6 separate regions of the Mus musculus genome follow, and all the other regions are linked to region 2. The links are chromatin loops, found by intact Hi-C in ENCODE. Cell type or tissue: left cerebral cortex. All regions are shown on one strand. Region 1 holds the start of Pcm1 (pericentriolar material 1). Region 2 overlaps Pdgfrl (platelet-derived growth factor receptor-like). Region 3 holds the start of Mtus1 (mitochondrial tumor suppressor 1). Region 4 overlaps Fgl1 (fibrinogen-like protein 1). Region 5 overlaps Mtus1 (mitochondrial tumor suppressor 1). Region 6 holds the start of Frg1 (FSHD region gene 1).

Region 1 (4,000 bases), 280 kb before region 2:
CTGCACACCCAAAGTGTGTGCTTACTAAATAGACCCTTCAACCCTGCACCAGCTTTTAGACAGCATAGCCCAGTATAAAGTGTTCCCAACTTTAATACATATGAAACTAACACACTAAGGTGTCAAAAACAAATTTTCCCCATTTCAGAAATACCTTTCTGTTCCACGGTTCAAAGCAACTGTCTGCTTATTAAAATTTTAAAAACCCAGTAAATTCTTACACTTTATACTTAGAAAGAAAGCACTAAATTTATGACCTATCGTTTCAGATAATTAAAAATATGTAATTTATAAATAATTTTAAACTCAATTTACATTAACAAAGACGTTTAGATACCCCAAGTCTCTAAGATCCTTCCAAACGCTTTGGGTGTTAACACTCACTTTGGAATATAATGAAAATAGCCCGCAGCTGCCATCTAAAGACCCTTGAAGAAAATGTACTCTCCTGATTAAGTCATTAAATCCCTGTTACTCAAACTATTCAAGAACTTGTTACTCTCTTATTTTTTAAAAAAGCTTTAGGCATGAGAATTCTTTTTTTTTTTTTAACTACATTTACCGAGGTGTACCTTCAAGTGCGAAATTCGGTATTAACGACGCCAGCCAGTGGCCCTGACCAGGAAGGTGATAGGGAAAAGGCAGAAGCAGGTGCACAAAAAGCTCTTGAACACCGGCTCTAGTAACCAGAGAACACCGAAGGCGGGGTCTGGAAAGCGGTTATGGGGCGGGGGTAGGAGGCGGTAGGGGCACCCAGAAAGCCCGCTTCTTCTAAGCGCCAAAGCACGATCTGTCACCCGTAGTTCCCACACCAATCCTAATACCGCCATGAAAGAAAGGGGAGGAAAAAAACGTTTTGTGTTTTGTTTTGGGTTTGGACCAGGCTAGCGCGAGAGGAAAAGTTGGTTCACGCAGACGCCCCCACAGGGGGGCCGAACACCTAATCCTTAACAGCAGTCTCTGCAAAGCAAGCCAGGCTGCCAGAATCCCACTGGACATCTCGCTTCCCTCCCACCCACCCATCCCCAGTCTCCCCCTCGCCCCCCCACCACCCATTCTAGATGTAAAGAAACTGGATCTTCCCGAAGGGGTGAAGAAGGGGCAGTGGGAGGAGCGCGGAGAAGGATTATTAAATTAACATTTTCTTAGCGAAAAGAACCTACTAGCAGGAGTCAGGAACGCCTCCAGGGGCCTTCCTGCTCCAAGAATAAAAGGGACCGCAGAAAACTCCCGGGCCACAGACTCTCTGCACCCAGGAGGATCCGGGCCGCCCGGGACCCCTCCCAGGATGGAATTCGGCGGGTGGGCTGGGAGGGATGGCGGTCCCCGGGGCCTCGGGCCGCCAAGGCCAGTTTCTTTCGGAACTCATCACCCCGAACTACAAGGCAACCTTCCCCTCCACCCTGGAGGGGGGTGAAATCTCCAGCACCGGGCGAGCGGTCCTCACATGGGACGCCCCAAGATCGTGGAGGCGCCAGCCAGCGTCGTCCCAGACGCTCGCCAGAGCTAGCGTGTCAGTCGGCGCCGAGAGGAGCCGATGACAGCCTGGGGGTGGGGAAGGATCGCGCAGCCATGGGACCTCAGAGTTAAAACGGGCAGGCGTGGCCCCAGGCCGCTTCCAGCGCCGCGCCCGCCTCGAACCACCCTGTGCTCCGGCCCGCGGTGGCCCAGGGCCGCGTTACCTGGAAACGAAGCCGCCCCTCCTGCCAAGGGCCGAGTGGCGGTCGGCCGCCCCTCCAGGAGCCGCCGCCGGCAGCGGTTCTTCCTCCAAGACCGCGGAAGGGAGGCCCACAAATCCCCCTCGACTGCCCAAAGCCCCAATGGCCGCCTTCTCTACATTAGCTAACTAGGCGCCAACCGCCGCAGCCACCGCCATCTTAGGACCTCATTGTGGTGGGAGAAGAGTGGGGGGCGGGGGAACTGCAGAGGGGGGGGGGGGCGCAACGCTCCGCGAGACGAGCGCGGTCTCCTCGGCAACGGCTGCGCGGGGGCGAGAACTCGCCGGGGCTGGAGCCGCAGTGCGAACTCCGGGCGTGCGGTGACCTGAGTCACGTGACGCTCGGGCCTTCCGTGGAGTCACGTACCGCCCCTCTAGTCAGGAAAAGATTTGTGCAGACGAACAACCTGGGAACTACACATCCCAGAATGCCCACTCAACTGGGTAGCCAAAAGAAACGGAACTACAAATCCCAGTGTGCTGTGCGCCTGCCAGATGGCTCCGCTGTGTTTTTTAAGGCTTGAGGCCTGTGGGGTTTATAAGTGCTTTAGCTCACTGCAAGTCTCCGGGCGCTTTCTAATTTTCTGTGGAGGCATGAGCTTCCAGATGGAGACCGGAAGACTGGGAACCCTTGTAGTGCATTCCTACCCACTTTCCTATCACGAAGGATACTGATGAGCCTTTACAATCTAACCCCTAATTTTAGCAAGGATATTAAATCAGTATGTCATGTGTGCTTAGTCGGTGGAAGAATCATAAATAAGATTGTCAGTGGTCATTGCCACTTGGAACGCTGTCCCGCTACTTTGTTGGTAGAAAGAAGTAGTTGTAAACAGAGTTTAATCTTGTGAAATTTTCGCTGAACGGATAGTCTTTGAAATCCTGTTTAATTTATATTCTTGCTAACGGCTGTGTTAAGGTTAATAAATGGATAAATAGTGTCATAAAAACAGCACAAAACAAAACTTTTTTTTTTTAAGTTGCAAGGCTTTCAATATGCCAGGCTCCGAAGTTAAGACTACCTGTCGATTTTAGTTGCATGCATACACATTCTGTTTTTAGACAGCTTCTAAATGTCTAAAATAGGATTTTTTTAAATGTAAAATAATGTAATTGAGAAAGAATAGGTTTCTGTTTTTCCACAATAAATTGCTCCACACAATTACCAACAAATTGTTTACAAAACAAAATACTACAACTCTCTCAGAGCACCACGGTTCCTATCAACTAAACTCTTCCTGCCCAGGGCAATTTACTACTGTGTCCATAGCCTTCTGTATTCGTTTTTATCCTGTTTCTGAGGCAACGTCTCTTGTATCTCAGGCTGGCCTCAAATCTCTGACTTCAGATCCTTCTGCTTGTGGAATGCTGAAGTGTAGCATTCCACCTCAATGTAGCTTGTATACATAAAAACATACGATACCTTAAGGAAATGAATCAGTACACTGCTGGAAATCAAACCCAGGGTTTCATGCATGCTAGGCAAACATTCTGTCAACTGAGCTACACACCCAGCCGGGTAGTGGATATTGAACCTAGGGCTTTTCGACATGACATGCTAGGCAAGTACTCTACTACTGACCTATAATCTTTAGGCCTCTATTTTTCATTTGGATCTGAGTCTCACTAAGTTGCCTACACAGATCTCTCTCTCTCTCTCTCTCTCTCCCTCTCTCTCTCTCTCTCTCTCTCGTGTGTGTGTGTGTGTGTGTGTGACTAAGTTGCTTACACAGAACTCTCTGTGTCTCTCTGTCTGTGTGTGTGTGTGTGTGTGTGTGTGTGTGTGTGTGTGTGTGTCTCTGTGTGTGTGTGTGTGTGTGTGTGTGTTTTAAGAGGATATGATTCTCTTTCATTTTGGGAGAAGTGCAGGGTGAATCTTGGAGAACCTATGAAAAAGAGTTGAGGTATGTGAATATGATCAAAATACGTGACATGAAAATTGCAAAGAATAAAAATACTGCATATTTTTAAATAACTTTCCTCAAGCATCACTGGTCTTTTAGGGAAATATGGGGAGTGGGGGAAGCCTGAGATGCTGTAAAATTATCCTGACTTCCAAAAATGTAGCTTGTATATATAAAGACATACAATACCTTAGGAAATGAATCAGTTTGGTATTAATAATACCTGATTATGACAAAATAAATGATATGGGCAGAAAGCACTTTAGTAGTTGGGACAGGGGGAGTAGGGCTATATTATCTCAAAAATAATAGTAGCTCTAGGACTTCTATGGAAGATGAAATATGGTACAGCCATCTGTAAAAATGTGGGAAACAAAGA
Region 2 (4,000 bases):
CGTGTGCACGGAGCTAACCTGCAGCCCCACATAAGGAGAAAGAGAAGCCGAGGCCACGTCATTTTTTATTTGTTCTGCCAAGAAAATCCAACTTCGAAGGAAAATGAGTTTGACTTTGAAACAAGTCCGCCTAACAAAACCAGTTTCCCCATGTATACTGAGTTGTATACGTAAGCGCGGTTAAAAAATGCTACCGGTGCTGTTCTGGGTGTATTTTACCACAATTCGTTAGCTGGGGGAAGAAAGATGCTCCCTTCTCTGCATACCGCCAGTGGGTGCTCACGTTATGCAGCTCCCCCTCTCTCAACAGCCAGTTCTTTCTGGTCATAAATACTCCCTCGCATTCCTTTCTTTGAAAATGCCCTTCGGATGAATTCCTTCCCCCGTGTAAGCTGGTGAGACGGGCCGCTTAGGAGACTGGCCTGCAGCCCACTGTCTGCATCGCTGGTCCACCCTCCTTTGTACAGTCTGTGGGTGGAGTGAGCAGTTACCCGGGGCAGCCAAGTGGAAAGACAGATAGATGCCTTCTCTTCTCCTAAAAGCTATTTATTGTTCTGAGAGGAACCAGCCATCAAAGAGAGCTGTGCCCCACCCACTCCTCCGGGCTTCCAGTTCTTGACTGAAAAAAAAAAAAAAAGTTAACACCCTACACCACACACCACAGGCACATCCTGAAAGATAATGAATGCTTGAACCCTGACTTTGTTTTTAATTTTTACTGTGGAGCGGGTCTAGGGAACGGCCAAAAACTTGTCTCCTCACTTTGAGGGTGCAGAGCTCACACCTCTCCCCTTTCATCAGAGATTTATTTAACCCTTTGGCTAGGCCACACGGTCCAAATTTCTTACTTTGTTTTCTGCCTCAGCAGAGTGCTAAGACTTCCCCTGTTCCCCACACCTGAAGCGCGTCGATGTGGATGGCAGAGCTGAAGACGAGGAATGTTTGCAGAACGGATGGAAACAGACCGACTGATGTACCACTGGGAATTTATCTTATGATCTGGACCATTTTACTAGAATGTTTCACTGTGGCACACTCGGGTTGGGAAGAGACATTGTGGCTTGATATTCTGCACTTGCAATTTGTCTGTCTGTCTGTCTGTCTGTCTTTTGTTCCCCCCCCCCCAGATAGTTTTTCTGGGTATCCCAGGCTGTCATGGATCAGACCAGCCTCCAGCTCAGACATCTACCTCCCAAGTTTTGGGATTAAAGGCATGTGCCACCATTACCTGGCTTTTTGTTTTTATTTTTAAGACAGGATCTCACTATGCCCAGAAACCAAGCTGGCCTTGAACTCACAGAGCCTTGCCTGCTTCTGTCTCTCCAGTGCTGAGACTAAAGGCAAGGGCCAAGAATGTGTGTGTACACTCACAATTCAGGACCTCTGCTTGCTCAGGCCCCACTCATCCCCGCCCAAAGATTTATTTATTATTATACAAGTACACTGTAGCTGTCCACAATTCATTGTGGATGGTTGTGAGCCACTGAGTGTTTGCTGGGATTTGAACTCAGAACCTTTGGAAGAGCAGTCAGTGCTCTTACCCACTGAGCCATCTCACCAGCCCCCTAGCAGAAGCTTTTAAAAAGCATTGGAAGCAGGGGAGGGTGCAGAGAGATCAGGAACATGTGGTAAATGATAAAACACACTGATTGTTTTTTCAAGTACCCCCTCCCCGCCCCCCTTTTCTGGTCTCAAAGAAGGGGGATGTCTATGCAACTGGAAATGGTCCAGTGTGGAAGTGATTCCCCAGTCTACCTCAGCACCCCACTGAAACAGTTGCTGTAGCCTCTGAGGGACCTTGCCTGTGCTGCTTAGCCACACCTTCCTCAAGTGCAATCTTTTACTGAAGACAATCTTAACGCCGGTAAAGCCTGCCACCTAGTGGTCATTATGATTATGACATGATATGGAAGTGACCCACTTATTAGAAGCTATCCCAGGAAGGCAAATTATATTCCACTTACTAGTTTTCAATTAAAAATTTGTTATTGTTGTTGTTATTATTATTATTATTTTGGCTTTTTGAGACAGGGTTTCTGTCTATAGTCCTGGCTATCCTGGAACTCACCCTATAGACCAGGCTGGCTTCGAACTCAGAATTCCACCTGCCTCTCTGCCTCCCAAGTGCTAGGATTAACGGCGTGCGCCACTACTGTCCGGCTAGTTTTCACTTTTTTTCCCGAGACAGAGTTTCTCTGTATATCCCTGCCTGTCCTGGAAATCGCTCCGTAGACCAGGCTGGCCTTGAACTCAGAAATTCGCCTGCCTCTGCCTCTGCCTCCCAAGTGCTGGGATTAAAGGCGTGGGCCACCACGCCCGGCTAGTTTTCAATCTTAAACTTGAAAGTAGATGTATTAATATAGTCTATCCCAGGCTGCAGCGAGTATATCTCTCCTGAAACTGGCTTCCCCAGGCCAAGAGTGACTTGGATCTAAGTTTATTCCACGGGACCTATCACAGATGGCGGAGGATGGCAGGGGACCCATCCAAGTTCTGCGGCTCAGCTCAGCAGCTCCGGTCTCTGCGAGTCATTTGCTTCATGGGAGTGGTTACTAGATGCTGGAAGAGCGAGGAGAAAGCAAAGAATGGTCAGTGGGTACGAAGTTCCAATAGGCTGGGGAATTTGGTCCTCCTGTGTAGTGCTGGCAGGGTGAGTGTGGTGAATAATATTTTTGGATATTTTACAATAGGTAGAAGAGATCCTTCTGAATGTCCTCAGCACAAAGAAATGAAAATTGTATGAGGTAATGAATATGTTAAATAGTCTAATTTGATTAATACACAGTATGTACATGTATAGATCATTCCACTGCATCTCCACTAAAATACATAATCACCACGTGTCAAAGAAAACAACAAGGCTTACCGCTAACAGCACTGGCTGCCTTGCAGAGGATCAGGGTTCAATTCTCTGTACCCACGTGGCTGTCCACTCCAGTTCCAAGGAGATTTGCTAACCACCCTCTTCTGGCCTCTACAGGCGTAAGACCGGGTTGTGCAGAGTATATATGAAGGCAAAACTTCCATACACACCAAATAAAGGATATCAAAATAAAGAAGCCAAGTGTTATAAACAACAGAAGCCAAGGATGGTAGCCCATACCTGTTATTCTCAGTACTTAGGACACTGAGGCAGGATTGCCGTGAAGATAGCTTGGGTTACAAAGCAAGGACCTGTCTCGACTTTCTCTTCCAAAAGAACAAGCATGGGGCGTGGGGGGAGAGAAGGAAGGGGGGAACCTTAAGCAAAAACAGTAAACTTTTTTTTTTTCAGCTTGAAAGTTCAGAGATGGGGCTGGTTCGGAGGACCTACTCCACAGCCATGAGCGCTAGAGCTCAGATCCCAGTGCCCAGGTAACATGCCAGGGAATCCTGCAAAACCTATAGCTGCCTCTTTCTAGCTTTTGTGTGGACACAGACAAGAACAAACGAGTAAATAAATAAAGTCTTTGCAAAATGAAGAAATTAAAGCTCAAATAGACCTTGTTCCCAGGTCACGGGTCATATCGATCATGGTACCTAACTTTCGACCGGCTCTCAGCCCCTTTCGACAGCATTGCTTGTTCTCTGACAACCTGCATTTGCCAGGAGACACTGTGCTGGGTACCAGGGAACAGCAGGCTAGAGCTCTTCTCCATCTCTGGTAAGAGACAAGACCTTTGACTGGATGCAGATGTGAAAGATGCAAACATCCAAGGTGATTCCCTCCTTCTGGTGATGTAAAAACAGGGAAGAAAGAAGCAGGAGAAAGGGGCATTAAGGAACTCTATGGCTCCAGTTTCTCGGAATGGAGTAATGACCTCAGCAGCTGAAAGAGAAGGAAGTTAGCTGTTTTAAGGACAAAATAAATTGGGCTTTGGTGGTGAATGCCTATAATCTCAGCACTGGGGTGGCTAAGGCAAGAGAAGCCTGCATCCAAGGTCAGCCTGGCTACATTGCAAGATCCCGTCGCAAAAAAAAAAAAAAAAAAAAAAAAAGAAAATCTCTCCTACAAACACTG
Region 3 (4,000 bases), 170 kb before region 2:
TGAAACAGGGATTTTTAAATAGAGTCTTCAATTTTCATTTTTCCTCCCAGAGGATAAAACATGCTAACTTTTCTTTAGAACAGAACACCACGAAGTTATGCAGAGTTGTCTTCTTATCCTTAATTCTGGACTCTGGAGCAGGTCAGCATTCAAGTTCAGAGGTCAGGAACATGGCTATATGCCCAGAACCAAGAGGGATAGAGAAGCCAATAGGCCTTAGTTCATGACCATTTGGCTGGACAGAGTCTCTGATGATGCCCCCAGATCACTTCTGATTATGGGAATGCAATGAGAAGCTAAGGTTCTGATTTCCACACCTTCAAAAAAGTGACAGTCACATCTGCACCGTGACTGCCTCTAAACTGTGACGTATCTCCAATTACTTCAGTGAGTGGTTGTTTTTTTAAATTTTGTTTTCTTCTTTCAATTTATCTTACAGAAATAAAAAGTAAAACTGATTCCATATTCATACATAGAACTAAGTCGCACAATGGAATGCAGTGGTGGTGGGAATCTGGATGTGTGTGGATTATATTGGGCCAAATCATCGGGGGCACGTGGCTTATAAAGGCTTAAATAATATGTTTAACACAAGGAGGATTTTCCTTAGGGAGGAAGCATGTTGCTAATTAGCATAATTATCTCATGACTTGCCAGAAAAAAACATCCGGGGCTTTTTTTTTTTTTTGGTTTTGTTTTGTTGGGTGCCTTTTGCTCAAGGGAGAATTGTCCGATGGTTTTTAATGCTGTGCCACTTTAAAACTAGTCACATGATTTTTTTCCTAACGTCAGACAGAGTTGATATTACGACAGGGATTTCAAAGATAAGCAAGAGGTGTTATCTACTGGAATATGGAGGGAAAAAAAGGGGGAGTCGGGCCTGCTCGGCTGGGTTTGTGCCTGCCTTGGCTGCCCTCACAGTGTGACCATGTGCAAGTCACTTGGCTTTTCTGAGCTTCGGTTGCCTCACTCAAATAATAGAGATAATAATCTAACCTATTTACAGCAGGGTCTACTTGTGAGCGAAGAATGGATCATTGTTCACGTGAAAGCACTTAAAGCTATAAACAGCAAAGCTATTAGATCATCCAGCATTCGTGGTATAGGCAACCTCTGAAATGCTGCTTCTGCTCCCTCACCCCCACCCCCGTCCCCCGCCTCTGCGCTCCAAGAAATGTACTGAAAATGCTTTTTCAGCAATCCCAGGCCACGTAGTTTTATATATGTATACACACATGCATACATTAAACTTAGAGTTCTGGGTTGTCTGACATGTTCAGGAATGTTTTTATCTGTTACAAGCAGGCTATCAATCTTTAGGGAAAAAACCTTATATTAAAATATGCTTAGTGGAGGCTGAAATTTCCTCAGTTTGATTCAAGAACAAGGACTTTGGCTTTCAAGTGGCCAGACCTAGCTTCTCTTCCTAGCTTCTCCCACTACCCCAACCCCACCCCCATCTGAACTTCTAACAGTCGGAGTGCTGGTTTCTTTAATCTTTAATAGGTGCTCGCTAGTAATCTGCTCGGAAGTCTGAAGACAATATAGGGCGCAGGTGGGACTCTCCGAGAACAATCAGTGCTGCTTCCTTATAAACCCTTACGCTGATAAGCCTGCAACTTCCCCACCTCCCAACTCCAAAGCCCTTCGCGGGACAGGGAATTCTGGCTGCGAGGGGACCCAGGAGGAGCCAATCCTCCCTCTGGCTAGCTAGCCTGTCCGACGGTCCTGGGGCCCCAAAGTTGGGCTTGGCAGAGCTTAGCTTTCCCACCAGGACGTGAATGGTTTGGGGTCGCGCGGGACAGCCAGCCAAGCGCGCAGTCAGCAGCGGTGGCTTTGCGACACACGTGGCAACAGGTGCAGCGCGATCCAGGACGTACGCCCGGGGCTTGTGGCTTATGTTGACGTTTAGCCAGGGAGCCCGACCCGGCTGGCGACCGTAGTGGAGCTCCGCGGGAGTCATCGTGCCTCAAGGAACCCCTGCTCGTCTCTCAGGTTAGTTTTTTTGGGGGGCACTGCCCCTTCTGCCCCCCTCTCCCCCCCGCAACCTGGCCTTTGTCTGGGCTCTAGGAGCCGCCGCGGGCGAGGGGCGAGGCCACCCAGCCCAGGATCCTCCGCCTTCGCTCCTCCCCCTGGCGGCCCGGGGCGGGGAGGCTGGGACGCCCGGGCTCCGGGTTCCCGGTTCCCGCCTGGCCGCCAGGGTGCTGGTGCGGGTTGGGGTCGATCTGCAAGCCCCAGGTACAGACGTCTCCAAGGCAGGACCCGCCGAGGGTGCAGAACGCCGTGGCTCCCCCCAGGGCTGGCTCCCCGGCTCTGCGGGCAAGCGCGGAGTGGATCCCATTCCGTCGCCCATCCCGGCCGCGGTGGGGACCTCCGGAGAACGAGGAGCTGGGGAGCGGCGACTGCAACGCACTCACGGTGACCGGACTGGCTTTCCGGGGAGGGGGGCGGGTGTCCTAGTGGGTTTCAAAGTAGGAGGAGTGGGGAGGCTGAGCTCACGTGGGACCCGCGGGGCTCCTGCAGGACAGCGGGCTGCAGTTGCTGTCACCTTGAAAGTGACCGAGGCGGTGGGTTTATTGTGGATAAAGGACAACTGTCAAGTTTGCATCCTCGGTGGAAAGCCGCCCACCAAGCGCTGGATTCTGGCTCTGGACCTGGCAGCCTCAGGCTTCCGGCTGGGCGACTTGCCGGGGTCCATTCCCACTAAGCAGTCAGGGCAGAAAATATGGGAGAAAGGGAATTAGTGCAGTTCCCCAGGTCCTCATGCGGGTTTTACTCCCTGCAGCCTGCGGGTTCTTACAAACTCTAAGGGAAAGCCCACGTTGAGGGTCGCCGTATTGATTACTCAATAGAGGACTTAGCTCGAATTTCCGCGAAGTCTTTGCGCCCCCCCCCCCAACTAGGGTGATCTGTTCACTTTTCACTTGTAAAAGTGACACATTGAATTGTAAACATAGCTTGCATACTGGCACTCACTCTGCAAAATGCTACTTTTAAATTGTCTTGTGTTCTACCAGAGGAAATCCAGTGTATTTTGTTTGTCTTAAAACCAGAGTCTTAGGCAAAACAGGAGGAAAGCGAGCTTTCATGTTCTGCCAGGTGATTGGAGTTCAATCAAGGTATCAAATCACAGCGCGGTGGGGGTGGGAGTGGATTCCGGGGATCCGGAGACAACTTGTGGGAGGGCAAAAAAGAGGTGGGGTCGGGCCCCCGCTAAACATATGACCTCTGTAAGGAATGTTTTACAAATAGGTTATCAGTTTAAATAGTTCATCCCCGTTCTCTCCAGCAATCCCTTTAGGGCAATCTGTACTCTGTTGTGTGGGTGTGTTTAAACTTCTTGTTTACAGATTTATTTCTCAAGAACTGTATCGATAAGAAAAGTTATGCAAGAAAACCTGTTCCTGCCCTGTTTTTTTAAAAAAGGCATAGAATTTAGTTTAAAATACTTTTAAAATGTTGTATCGATCTTCACCTGAACCCTCTCTCCACTGCCCCGGCCCCCCCCCCCCGTGACCCACCCCCTTGTTCAATGGATGGAGCGAAGAGTTTTGTATATACCAAACACCTGGATTATCATTGATAGCTGCCCCAGCCCCTCACCTGTTCCTTTTAAAAACTAGATTTATGTGGGAAACAAATTGTGTTTGGGAGAGGTCTGTACCTTTTAATTAACCGTTAGGAATTCAAGGATAATTTTTGTAGGGTTTAGCTAGGATTGTGAAATTCTGGATAAATTTCTTGTAGACTTTTTGGAAACTAGAGTTACAAGAATTAAGCTTTTAAGAAGCATGTTGATTAGTAACCCTGAGAGCTCTGATTTCAACCGGAATGGACCGCTGATGTATACAGTTTGATACATTCAGGAAAATAAGAGTCAATCCCACCATTTCTCTTTTTCTCCCCTTTGTAAACTATAATGAAAATTCCCCCATTATATAAAGCCTTCAAAATCTTAATAAGTGTTACACATTATATTCTATACACGTGTCGATTTACT
Region 4 (4,000 bases), 230 kb before region 2:
GCAGAGGCAGGCGGATTTCTGAGTTCCAGGCCAGCCTGGTCTACAGAGTGAGTTCCAGGACAGCCAGGGCTACACAGAAAAACCCTGTCTTGAAAAACCAAAAAACAAAACAAAACAAAACCAAAAAACCAGTGATTAATATTATATCAGGAAAATTAGAACAAACTGTAACATAGAAGTTTTTGTATGCCAAGGACAGATGAGTGTACTCCAAAGGAGGAAGAAGGAAATATTTGAGTTTTATGATACTCTAACAAACCTATCTAGATTGGTGCCATATATGTAAAAAAATTAACTTGGCAACCCAGACAATAGATTATTTGATGATAGCTGGGGGAGTTTTAAAAGGAGGTTTGGGTCCTGTTTGCTCTTGAAGATGGAAATATTTGATATGGTAACAGTTCAAAGAAGCGATCTGACTAGTGAAAGCCACATCTGACCAGGCCAGCTCAGTCACCTCAACAGGGTGGAGGTGGAAAGATGGGAAAGAAAAAGACAATTAGACAACAGTATAACATGAATGACGACTCCAGCAGGTGCTGAAGCTAAAGCAGGTTTGTTTTTTCCAGTCTGCTTTTATAACAATCTAGGTACATACAAAGAGTAAGCTCAGTCCTGAGGCATAAACAAAGTAATCGATTAACAAGGCAACAATCAAAGTAATCAAACAAGGCAATAAACAAAGTCCTGTGGTCCCTGCATCTAGGGGTTTATCACAATGACCAAAATACAAGGAATGCAATACTTTCCTCAGCTGTATTGACCTGGAGCCTACTTCCTAGTCCTAGCCCAATGTCAAATTCCTGCCGAATTCCTAGAAACAGCCCCCAATGCTCTCCTCACACATCTTGGCTGTAGATTAGAGAACTTGGATGCACCAACTACCCAGGAAGCTGCAGCAGAGCCCCTCCCCCCAGTCTTATTTTGCTAATCATGGCTTCCTGGCCAACCACAAGGTAAATAAACACTGCTCAACTGGGAGGATGTAGGTGAAGTTTACAAAGAAGTTTTTCTTTGCTTTTTTTTTTTTTCCTTCTCCTTTTTGTTTAAAAGCTACTAAGAACTGAAATACTAAGCTAAGCAGTGGTGTCACAGGCCTTTAATCCCAGAGCTTGGGAGACAGAGGCAGGAGGATCTCTGTGTTTGAGGCCAACCTGGTCTACAGAGTGAGTTCCAGGACAGCCAGGGCTACACAGAGAAACTGCCGCTTCAAAAAAAGAAAAATAGGAGCTGGTGAGATGGTTAAGATCGACGACTGCTCTTCCAAAGGTCCTGAGTTCAAATCCCAGCAATCACATGGTGGCTCACAACCATCCATAATGAAATCTGATGCTCTCTTCTGGAGTGTATGAAGACAGCTACAGTGAACTTACATATAATAAATAAATAAATAAATAAATAAATAAATAAATAAATAAATAAATATTTTTTAAGAAAAAAAAACACTCAATAAAAAAAAAAGAAAAATGAAAAAGAAAGGAGAGGGCGGGGGAGGTAGAGGGAAAACTGAAAGAACTGAGTTATTTAATTCTCAACACTCCAAGTGATTTGGGATGGATCGTCACATATACTATGGGACCGAAACTCACCTGTTTAAATAACATTTGGTTGTAGAAAAGTCTCAGGTTTGAGAACATGAAAGTTTTGTGGGAAAATGGCAGAAGTCATTATCTAAAAGTTCTAATCATTTCTTAGCAAGTTTCTCAAGAGTACTTTCCTTCTGATTGCTCTGTTTTCTTCTGTTCTCCCACTAGGTGTCACTCTGCAAACCTGAACGGTGTTTACTACCGTGGTTCCTACAGGGCAGAAACGGATAATGGTGTTGTGTGGTACACCTGGCATGGGTGGTGGTATTCCTTGAAATCTGTGGTTATGAAAATTAGGCCAAGTGATTTTATTCCAAATATTATTTAGTTGCCCTCATTGGGATCTCCTTTCTGTAATTCATCTTGGTTTACTTGAAAATAAATATTTGAAAAAGATATAATTCTGAATAACACACTCATGGCCATGGTAATTGTGTGTGACTTCTCATTCTTCATACTGCCTTTATTACTTAATGTACTTTAAGTTCAGCAGATACACAACATCCACCAAATAAATGCAGATTATGTTAATGTTTACCAAATTGCTATGTGCATACTGATATGAGAAGAGGTTAGAACTGTCTAGAAAACACCACAGACTGATTAACATGATTAACTAATAACCCAAGCTTAAATTTGTAATAATAAATCACATATGCCCGGGTGTGTTTAGTGCACGCCTTTAATCCATGCACTTGGAAGGCAGACACAGGTGGATCTTTGAGTTCAAGGCTGGCTTGGTTTAGAGAGCGAATTTCAGGATAGCCAGGAAAGACTTCACAGAGAAATCTTGTTTAGGGAAAAGAAAACAAACAAACAAAAAAACCAAAATAAACCAATAAATCATATATAACGCGACTGACAGAGAGAGAGAGAGAGAGAGACAAAATCTGGCAAAATATGATGTTTTGTCCAAATCAGCTACATACGTATTACACGTTGGGCTTTGGATTAAAGTCTGTGGCTACAGAGTTAAACTGTTAAGCGCAGTCCAGGCTCTTCAAAGGTATAAGCACTACTCACATGCTCAGGATATTTCTGCTGTTTCCACCTTTCTTCATAGGCCTTATTTTACACATGATGTTGGTTGACAATGGAGAAGTAACCAGAGGCCTCATCTTACTTCATAGGTCAGCCCCTGGGAGAGGTTGCTGCTGCTGAGCTGAGAATTTCTGTATCTGAGTTTTGGTTATAAGGTTAGTGAAAAAAACCAAAAACTCAAATCTAAGTTGTTCGGTACTAGGCAATGAATGGATCTTCTTGAATAACTCTGGATTGGTGTTTTTTAAGTGAAGATAAAAGAAAGATCTTCCAAAAACTATTTGCATGCTAACCCTGGGCCAGGCTCAGAAGATACAGCTTGAGCCCACACAGCTAAGGGAGAAAGGCACAGCAACCACATAAACATGAAATTGTAAGTTGGTTTTTGTTTGTTTGTTTTTGTGTTTTGTTTGTTTGTTTTTTGAGACAGGGTTTCTCTGTATAGTCCTGGTTGTCCTGGAACTCACTTTGTAGACCAGGCTGGCCTCGAACTCAGAAATCTGCCTGCCTCTGCCTCCCAAGTGCTGGGATTAAAGGCGTGTGCCACCACGCCCGGCTTTTGTTTTTATTTTTAACCACAGTGTCTATAATAGGTAGGGCAGCAAGATGGCAGCCTCCTGCTGGTGCAGAGAGAATCACTTTTGTAAGATTACTTTGTCTGAGTAATTTGACATCTTCAACCTATTAGAACTGTGACAAAAATGCCTATCTTCATTCTGTACCTCGAGTCATTCATTTTAGATATATTCAGACAGCAGTACTTTCCTTGGCTCCTGGACTCGTCACTTCTGTCCAAAACACAGTATGCAGACACACTGAGACAGTCCATCATACAGTGACCCCCTTGGATCCCAGCATCCTCACTGTCAGTCAGAACTATAACATACAACTGACATGAAAAGACAAGAGAAATATGGTAAAATAGGTCACCCATCAGTTCCTTGGCCTTCATTCTGGCCTTTGGCTAAAAAGAAAGGATAGTTATAAGAAAAATTATAGAAAAAGTCACCTGCATGAAGGGAGTACTTGAGAGTGAGTGTTCTGCAATGAGACCCGCAGTAAGTTCATGGATGAAATGATGATGTTTTGGAAGAAGGGGCAACTGGTCTTCTGATGATCCTCATTAGATATACTTCTAGCTAATGAATCTGAAGGTGTAGTTGAGAACTTTCACAGTTTCCAAGTTGTAGATGGTAGATACTTGTATACATGACAACCTTGCAAAAGTGATATGTGTTAAACTTGGTATAAATTGTACTAACTGATAGGTAAACATAAAATACTGACACTACTTATAAAGGTCTTAAAAGTTAATAGTGTAAATATTCCTAGAGTTGGTCACGGATCTAAAACAGCAAGTAAATATTTCCTCC
Region 5 (4,000 bases), 82 kb before region 2:
TCTCTTCACCCAGGGCACATGAATGTGTTCTACATAGAAAAGTTGTAAGTGTAGAAATGAAAAAAAAGCACCATGAATATAGACCTGAGTATAGAAGGCCTTCCAGTAACATGCATATAACAATAGAGATTAATAATTGTGACAGCACATGGTTTGAGCTTCCTTTTGTTAAATCATGACAAACAGTAGTAAGAACAAAGCCAGACAATGTTACTACATTTGCTCTGTGTAGCACTCTCGAAAACTAGCAAGACAGAACCAGCCTCAGAGTAGATGCTAAAAGGGCCTATTGTCTTGAGTCACCTCTGTCAACATCCTTATTGCATTTTTTTTAACTGAGAAAGAGAAGTCACTATGTGAAATTCATGGGGAACCAAATAAGAGTCCAAGGTAGCCAAAAACAATCTTGTGGGCGGAAAAACAAAGGCGATGGTACCATAATTCTTGCTTTCAAGTCTGTAATTAAAACAGTCTGAAATGGGTATGAAGGTAGATACATAGACCAGTGCAATGAATGGGACAGCCCAGAAACAAACCTGTGGACTTACAGTCCGCTGAACCTGGCAAGACTGACGAAAATACCAAGCAGAACCGTCCTCTCTCCAAGAGATAGCGTGAGGAGAATTAGATGTCTGTGGGTGCAGCGAACTCCAGCCTTCATCTCACCTCATACACAGTAAACAACTCAAAATGAATTAAAATAAGACTCGAAGCCCAAAAACCTCAGGAGGAGAGGCAGAAGGGGAGCGTTTCATGGCTTTGTCGTTGTCCGTGATTTCTTAGATTGATACAGAAGCCTGTGGCAAGCAAAATTGGACATGTGGGACTCCCCAACTCTTCTGCTTAGCCAGGGTGACCGTCGGTAGCATGGTAGGTGGCCTACGAGATGAAGGGACTGTCTAGAAGCCATATCCCAATGAGGGCTGACTTACCAAAGAGGAGTCAGGGTGTGGAAGGAGCTTTGATCTGCCAGGTATGCAGCATTCTCACCATAACTGATGTAAGAATAGCTTACATATCTGTAGGTAAAGAAAATGTGATGTATCTATGCAATGGAATATTAGTCACAGTACGATACAAACAAAGTAAATGGGGCCAAGGAGATGGCTGGGTGGTAAAGGTACTTGCTGTGAAACCATAGGACAAGGTACTTCGGGTTATCTGTAATCTGCTGTTGGGGGATGGAAATTGGGAGGGGAGACGCAGAGTCTCTGCAGACTCGGGGCCAAGGTACCCTGGTGGACGCAGCCAAAAGGGTGACAGACTATCCCAAACAATAGATGTCAAAAGTCTGATAACTGATGGTCGTCCCCTAGCCTCTCCACGCACAGTGTGGCACATGTGGCACTCACAGGCACGATCGCACGGACATAACAAGCACAGAAGGGAGAAAGGAGTCTTGCTGACTCCGATTACTTTTGGTAATCTAAAGCTGTGAGACTCGTAGCAGCGTAATATGTAATGGCTTCTCGGCACTGGTGCTGCTGGCCAGGAAATGGGAAGCTGCTGTTGAGAGATTGCAGTTTTGAAAGATCAGGACGTTGTTACAACACGTACAGTTACGGCATAGTTAACAGTAAGTAGCATAGGCTTAAATTTTGTTGAGGGTAGATATTGTGTTCTTGCTATAATGAACAGAGATGACACACACAACAAACAACAACAACAACAACAACACAAAACCAAAAGACTCAACACTACCAAAAGCCAACTAAAGTCTATTCCTTTTGAACGGCTCCTCCTTATGTAACCAACCAAACTTTGCTTCACTGGTTTTCTGTGGTCTTTGCCTTATGCTGATCCTTAGGACGTTACAAAGTAACAGCAGACACCTTTCCTCTTTGTTGCACTCATGCCAGGTGGCCACCAGGGGGCAGATGATGCTTGGGAAAGAACTGAAGCTGAGCCGTTTGAAGCTTGTACCTAAGCACAGTTTGTTGGTTGGGAGGAGTTTTTTGTTGTTGTTGTTGTTTTTTTGTTTTTTTGTTTTTTTGTTTTGTTTTTCAAACAGGAGCTACATTTGGTTTTCCTTTACACTGGTATTATTTGCATTATTTCAGCTTCTTTCTGCACTTAGGGAAAACGGCTAATATTTAATGTGCATGGGATAGGTAATGATAGTGGAGTTCAAATAAACTTTTCTTATCTTAAATTTATTTATTTTTTTAATTGTAAATTTATTTTATTCTATGTGTGTGGGTGTTTTGCTTACATGCATGTCTGTTTATCACATGCGTGCATGAAAGGGTGGGACTGGAGATGATTGTAAGCTGTCAAGTAGGTGCTGGGAACTGAACACGGGTCCTCTGGAAGTCTAGCTGTTACCTGCCAAGCCTTCTCTTAAGCCCGTTAAAATGAAATTTTTAGTAAACGTACCTGATTGGTGACTGGATTGGTTATTTCTTCCTTTGGGTAGTGTAAGCTAGTGGATTTCTTTGTGACAGAATAGTTTACTGTTAACAAAAACAACCCCAACCCCTGAAAAAAGAGCCCACCCAGAAACCAAAATCGGACTATGTGGACAGTGGTGTGTCTATTTGTGACACCAATCTTATTTCTCATTCAGTTTATAATTTTGAGTCTCACTGATACCTTTTTAACCGTAATTTTGATAGCATAGGGAGAGCTTGTGGTTTTTTGTTTTTAATATTCAGAATTTGGGGACAGGTGTTTTTAACAGTTTTAAAAATAACAACCTGTGATCTAACAGAGGAAATCAAAGCTGGAACGTCTGTTTCTTTGACTCTTAATTCAGTGGTGTGACCCTCTGACGGGGATCGCCAAAGACCATGGGAAAATGTTAAGATTCATAACAGTAGCAAAATTACAGTTATCAAGTAGCAATGAAAACAGTTTTATGGTTTGGGGGGCCCAGCATGAGGAACTGTATCAAGCTATAGTAATTCCATTGTTGTTGCTGGTTCTGTTAGCAGGGAGGTGTTCATTCAGGAGGTTGGTTGGGTGTGGGTGTGCTCGCTCAGCCCCACAGTGACCCTCTGTGGGTTGCCATCCTCTGACAGGACAAGGCATGGGGTGTGAGCAAGGGGGTGAGTTGCTTCAGTTCTCCTCTTCTCCTGTCCCCTCGGATTCTCGGATGCTGTGTGGGATTTCTGAATGGGTTTTTAACATCTAGTGAGCTGTTAATGGAGTAAGGTTTGTTGCCTTGTGATATTGTTTACCGAGTCTCAGAAGCAGCAGACCTGGTACAGGGCTAACTTTTCGTTTTTAGTGTGGCTCTCAATACATGAGAATTAGAGTTGACAATTTGACAACCTGTCATTAGCACAGTAAAAAAAAAAAAATGCTGTTTATTTTAAAGATTGGAAGTATTTGTTGCTTGAGGGTTTCGCTCTGTTGGCGTGTTTTTCATCCAAGTAATGAGGTTTATGTATATCTAGGTAAAGCACCTGGGAAAGTGCCCAGGGATAATAGTGTGACCCTGTGCAGTTAAAAAGCAATGGAATCGGTTCACCGATTGCTCTAATGAAGTCTTATTTCTTTCTTTCTTTATTTAGCCTAGCTAATAAATAGACATTAGGCATGTGAGGTGGTTTATTTCATTTCGCCCCGTTCCAAATAGTGACAGGACCTGCGACATCATTGGCTGTTACATAAAGCTCCCGAGACCACCCACTTTCTCCTCCCCTTTCCATCCCAGTCGGGAACCACAACAACCCGCGGCATGCACAGTGTGATGTAATTCAGGCTGCTTGCTTCCTGAGCTGCTCCTCACAGATCTTGCTCAGACGAAGGGCATTGTTTGTTAGCAACATCTGGAAGAGCAAACGGAAGCCTGGAGCTCTGGGATAGCTAACTCTAGCTACCCCCCCCCCCACGCACCCCCCAATCTGGGTGGCCTGGCATTAGCATGTAAGCTTGTTTTTCTCTGGCTGTATCTCTTGGCCTGGAAGAACCCCGAGTTGCCAAGAGACACAGTATGTGATGGTCCCTGGAAAAGCTGCTTCCCCTGCGAAGTTCTCCCACTGGCTTCGAAGACATG
Region 6 (4,000 bases), 450 kb before region 2:
ACCCAGCTCCCTTCTGGTGTTCTTGGGAAAAGCGTGGTCATTCCTGCTTGTGCAGTTTTCCAGGGCCTTACCCTAAACTGCATGCTCTGTTCCTATCACAAAGCCAGGTCCCCAGCACCAGAAAAGACAAGACAAAGATAAAGAGAGTTAAATCAGATACTTTTAAGCAATAATCATTGGCTGAGTTACAAATAACAGACCCTGTATTTATTTGCTGGATAGGGAGAAGTACTTGCAAAAGTGTTTCCTGTATGAGGTTGTGGGCAGTTTCTGTGCAAGGTTGGAGTTCAGGCAGTATCTTTGTGATAGTTTTGTCAAAAATATCTTCTATTTGCTAGATGTAATCGCCATCTCAGAGGCTTGCTGCTGAATAAACTCACCCTTTCCACTCCTTTCTAAATTCTGGCTGGCTGATTCAGCTAATCTATTCTGGCTTCAACTCCTCTCCAAGCTGACTGATTTTCATCTGGCTTCTCTCCGTGTCTCCTGAGTTGCTCTGCTTGCCCTCAAACTAACTCTGGTAATCTATTCTAATCTTCTGGCTTCTCATTCTCTGGCTTTAACTGCCTCTGCTGACCTTCACTGAACTGCAGGAGCTCATGAAGGAACTCACTCAACTCCACTGTACTGTACTCGCCACTCTGACTCCCCACTGACTGACAAGCGCTAAAGACTGAACTTGCCCCTGACCTGAATAGCTTCTCTCTCTTGTGCCACTCAGATGAGCGTTGAGCATATTCTGTCAAATCTCCCTCTGATTCACCACTTTGTTTGCCCCTCAATTAGACATCGTTGTTTAGGATTAAAGGTGTGTACTAAGTGTGTGTCTGGATTCCAGCCAGATCACACAGACCTAGAATATCTTTGCACGTCATCCCTTGCCAGAGCTGCCATCAATCATTCCTTCAAAAGTGTTTTATATTTGTCAAGTGTTGACAAAGCCATTCCATTTTTTGATTCTAACAGCATTCATGTTTCTTTCACAAAAACCAAAGATCACACAGAAGCTGTATCAGCGGTGCATTGTTTGTAATGGAAGGGAGTTATAACATTGCGGGGAAGATTGGAGGAGGCAAAAGGAATACGCACTTGGCTGGATCAAGACTACAGGGAAAGACAGTATTCGGTGTGGAGACCAAAGTCTCTTCAGCACTTGCGATAGAAACCAGTAGTTAGCAACTATACATTGTATCATTCCTCAATTGTTTCTTGTGTGTTACTCATACACAATACACGAGTAAAACATGTACAACACAACTAACAACTCTGGAGCCAGAGTCGTTGATAAAGTTGCCCGAAGCCAAGGCTGTGACCCACGCCTCCACAGAACACACATCTCGGTTTCTCTGTGCAGGCCCAGTCTGGCGGGTTGCCGGGTACTTGGTGCGATGTCCGCTGCAAAGAGAGTGGGCAGATAGATTTGATCCTTTCAACATCTGGCTCATCCAATCCAGGTATGGTCTTTACAACCTCGGCAGCAGGAAACTGTTGGATACCTTCGCTTCCACCAGGGGGCGTCTCTATAAGTTTTGCCTGGTTTGGGGGGGAAAAAAAACCGCGAACATCCGGGACTTCGCCGCAGGAACGCTGACGTGATTGGACCCTCCACGGCCGCCGTAGTGCATCGGAAGCAGTAAACAGGAAGCCGGAGAATCGTAGCCTTGGGTTGAAGAAGACCGAGAGTTCCTCGGGGACTCGCTCAGCTCCGGCCGTTAGAGCCACTTCCTCCTCCTCCCAGTCCTACGGAAGCTCTGCCAGAGGCTGCCACTTCAGCGAGCCGGGCCATGGCCGAATATTCCTATGTAAAGTCCACCAAACTCGTGCTCAAGGGCACTAAAGCCAAGAGGTGAGGCGGCGCTCGGGAGGGAGGCGCGGTTCTCAGTGCATCCATCCCCGGGGCTCAAGGGACGGGGTAGCCAAGCCACCCAGGACACTCAGACCTGCGTGGACAGCCTCCCCGACACTTCTTAGCTGACGCTGCGTGGCCGGGGATCCCCCGAAACGGAGAGACCAGGAGTCCTACTTTTGCCCCCCCCCCCAGGCCTCCCCCTGCCTGCCTTGATAACTTGCTTTAAGGAAAGTTTTTTTTTCCACCGGTCTTTCCTGCAAATGGAAAAAGCAAGCGGACAAACAAAAACGCCCTGATTCTCTGCAGTGTAATATGTAGGGGGCAGGCAAAGCTGCATCATAGTGTGAGTCGGGACCTTGAATTCGCACCGGTGATGGGTTGATGGTTCGTTTGCTGATTTATTAGACGCTGGTTCTTGTTCCTCGAGACTATAAAAAAGAGTTATGAGAACTGAATGAGACAGCCAACTCAGAATATAACAGCCAAGTGGAGGCATGTGGGTGTGATTTATAGTTAGCCCTATAGAGAAAGATATCTTGCCCGATCCTATTTCCGTCCTCTTGAAGGATCTAGCCAAAGTTGAACACTTTATTTCCTGTATCACCGCTGAAGCAGTTTCAACAGGTACTTGTCAGCGAGCTTCGTGCTGAATGAGCTCGGAGCTTTATCCTGACCGAATCTGAAACTGTTTAAAATTTAGAATTTGCTTCTGAAGATGTTGTCGATAAAATACAAAGAAGTTAAGACAGCAGTTATTAAAACCTATGTAGTGCTTTCCATGTTTCCATGATTGGTTCTTTGTTTTTTTGAGACAAGGTTTCTCTGTGTAGTCCTGGAACTTAACTCTGTAGACTAGGATAGCCATGAACTCAGACACTCACCTGCCTCACCTCCCCCACCCCACCAACCCCCAAGTGCTGGGATTAAAGGCTTGGGCTGCAACCACAGCAAGGCTCAGAATTTGTTGTAAGCACTCTGAATAATCACTTTTCCCCTAAGATCTCTCCTCGTGTTTCCATTTATGGAGCTGTAATTCATAAGCCATAAACTCCTTTTAAAGTGTACAGCTAGTGGGGTTTAGTATATTTACGAGTTCACCACTATTTAGTCAGTAAGCATTTTGCCACTCCAAAGGAGACTGTTTAACCAACCATTAAATAGTCACACCCTTCTGCCCGCCCTTCCAGCTTCTGTCGACTGCTTTCCAGCTATAAGGATTTACTTGTTATGAATATGTTATGCCTGTGGAATTAAATAGTACATAGCCTTCTATGTTTGGCTTCTTTCACTTAGGTTGCTGTTGAGACAGGATCTCCGTACGTAGCTCTGGTTGGCCTGGAACTCACAGAGATCCACCCGTGTGCTGGGGGCTGCTGCTGTGTGCTATACCTGGAACTCACAGAGATCCACCCGTTTGCTGGGGGCTGCTGCTGTGTGCTATACCTAGCTTCTTGCTCTTCGTTTTGAAGAGCAATCCATCCTGTGGGCTGTGTGTTTGTTCTGTTCTGTGACTGAATGATACTATTTTTATTATGTTCTTTCTTCATTTGATGAGTGTTTTCTGCTAATGACAATGATGCTATCAGTTTTCTGGTTTTTGTGGACATACTTTTTTCATTTCTCTTGGATATCTGCGCGCACACACACACACACACACATGTGTGTGTGTGTAGAATTACCTAGGGTGTTATTTTTGATAACTCAGTGTTTAGCTTTTTGAGAAATGCTTTACAACAAGGCTGTCTTTAGTTAAGGGTTCTATTACTCTGATAAAACAACTTGACCAAAGACATGGGGTAGGGAGAGGGGTTATTTCAGCTTACTTCTGCTTTGCAGTCTGTCGTCTGGGAAATGAGGGCAGAAGCAGCTTCTCGGTGTTTTAAACCAAACATCTGTAAATTGTAAAAGATCGTTTATCCGTAGGTCACTCATAGAGCTGGAATGACTCCTGAGTTCTCACCTTGTAGTTCTTAACACATAACAGTATGTCCAAGTCCATGCATACATCTTTTTTCCCCTTTAGTAAAAAGAAAAAGAGCAAAGATAAGAAGAGAAAACGGGAAGAAGACGAGGAGACCCAACTTGATATTGTGGGTAAGCCACCTCAGTTCTTTTTATTTTTTAATTTTTTTCTCTCTAGAACCTCTTTTA

Evidence for each region. Peaks named below come from ENCODE experiments on the same cell type or tissue, not always from the same donor. Only the 100,000 strongest peaks of a DNase experiment are listed, where the experiment ranks them.
Region 1: a loop joins it to region 2, with 4 times the contacts of the local background. A loop is called at or near these places in 17 of 42 quality-filtered maps.
Region 3: it touches region 2 in a loop (2.7-fold over the local background); 5 of 42 quality-filtered maps call a loop at or near these places.
Region 4: a loop joins it to region 2, with 4 times the contacts of the local background. A loop is called at or near these places in 11 of 42 quality-filtered maps.
Region 5: it touches region 2 in a loop (9-fold over the local background); 33 of 42 quality-filtered maps call a loop at or near these places.
Region 6: a loop joins it to region 2, with 5 times the contacts of the local background. A loop is called at or near these places in 7 of 42 quality-filtered maps.

What each region holds. Positions count from the first base shown.
Region 1 is chr8:41,237,646-41,241,645 of GRCm38, reverse strand. It overlaps Pcm1 (pericentriolar material 1), which reads right to left and starts at 1,887. Exons shown (of 38, transcript NM_023662.3): 1 at 1,683-1,887. In left cerebral cortex, no CTCF peak of the experiment used is centred here; DNase peaks (open chromatin) are centred at 783, 1,229, 1,622 and 2,108; H3K4me3 peaks cover 2,743 bases; H3K27ac peaks cover 1,981 bases.
Region 2 is chr8:40,959,767-40,963,766 of GRCm38, reverse strand. The region is part of intron 2 of Pdgfrl (platelet-derived growth factor receptor-like); the gene reads right to left. Among named protein-coding and RNA genes, the nearest start is that of Pdgfrl, 36 kb to the right of the region's middle. In left cerebral cortex, CTCF peaks have their summits at 272 and 1,886 (motif pointing left); DNase peaks (open chromatin) are centred at 319, 1,872 and 2,402; H3K4me3 peaks cover 598 bases; H3K27ac peaks cover 701 bases.
Region 3 is chr8:41,131,899-41,135,898 of GRCm38, reverse strand. Mtus1 (mitochondrial tumor suppressor 1) reads left to right here and starts at 2,173. Exons shown (of 14, transcript NM_001005863.2): 1 at 2,173-2,418. In left cerebral cortex, CTCF peaks have their summits at 1,936 and 2,137 (motif pointing left); DNase peaks (open chromatin) are centred at 2,239 and 2,622; H3K4me3 peaks cover 1,840 bases; H3K27ac peaks cover 699 bases.
Region 4 is chr8:41,189,435-41,193,434 of GRCm38, reverse strand. Fgl1 (fibrinogen-like protein 1) reads left to right here. Exons shown (of 8, transcript NM_145594.2): 8 at 1,755-2,001. The coding sequence ends at 1,914. Among named protein-coding and RNA genes, the nearest start is that of Fgl1, 24 kb to the left of the region's middle. In left cerebral cortex, a CTCF peak has its summit at 1,763 (motif pointing right); a DNase peak (open chromatin) is centred at 1,778.
Region 5 is chr8:41,041,591-41,045,590 of GRCm38, reverse strand. The region is part of intron 5 of Mtus1 (mitochondrial tumor suppressor 1); the gene reads left to right. Among named protein-coding and RNA genes, the nearest start is that of Gm16193, 9.4 kb to the left of the region's middle. In left cerebral cortex, a CTCF peak has its summit at 1,856 (motif pointing right); DNase peaks (open chromatin) are centred at 1,872 and 3,673; H3K4me3 peaks cover 858 bases; H3K27ac peaks cover 966 bases.
Region 6 is chr8:41,414,746-41,418,745 of GRCm38, reverse strand. Frg1 (FSHD region gene 1) reads left to right here and starts at 1,628. Exons shown (of 9, transcript NM_013522.3): 1 at 1,628-1,846; 2 at 3,873-3,943. The coding sequence starts at 1,785. It overlaps Gm50494 (a long non-coding RNA gene), which reads right to left and starts at 1,620. Exons shown (of 2, transcript XR_003947538.1): 1 at 1,497-1,620; 2 at 1,011-1,395. In left cerebral cortex, a CTCF peak has its summit at 1,507 (motif pointing right); DNase peaks (open chromatin) are centred at 1,587 and 2,301; H3K4me3 peaks cover 1,445 bases; H3K27ac peaks cover 521 bases.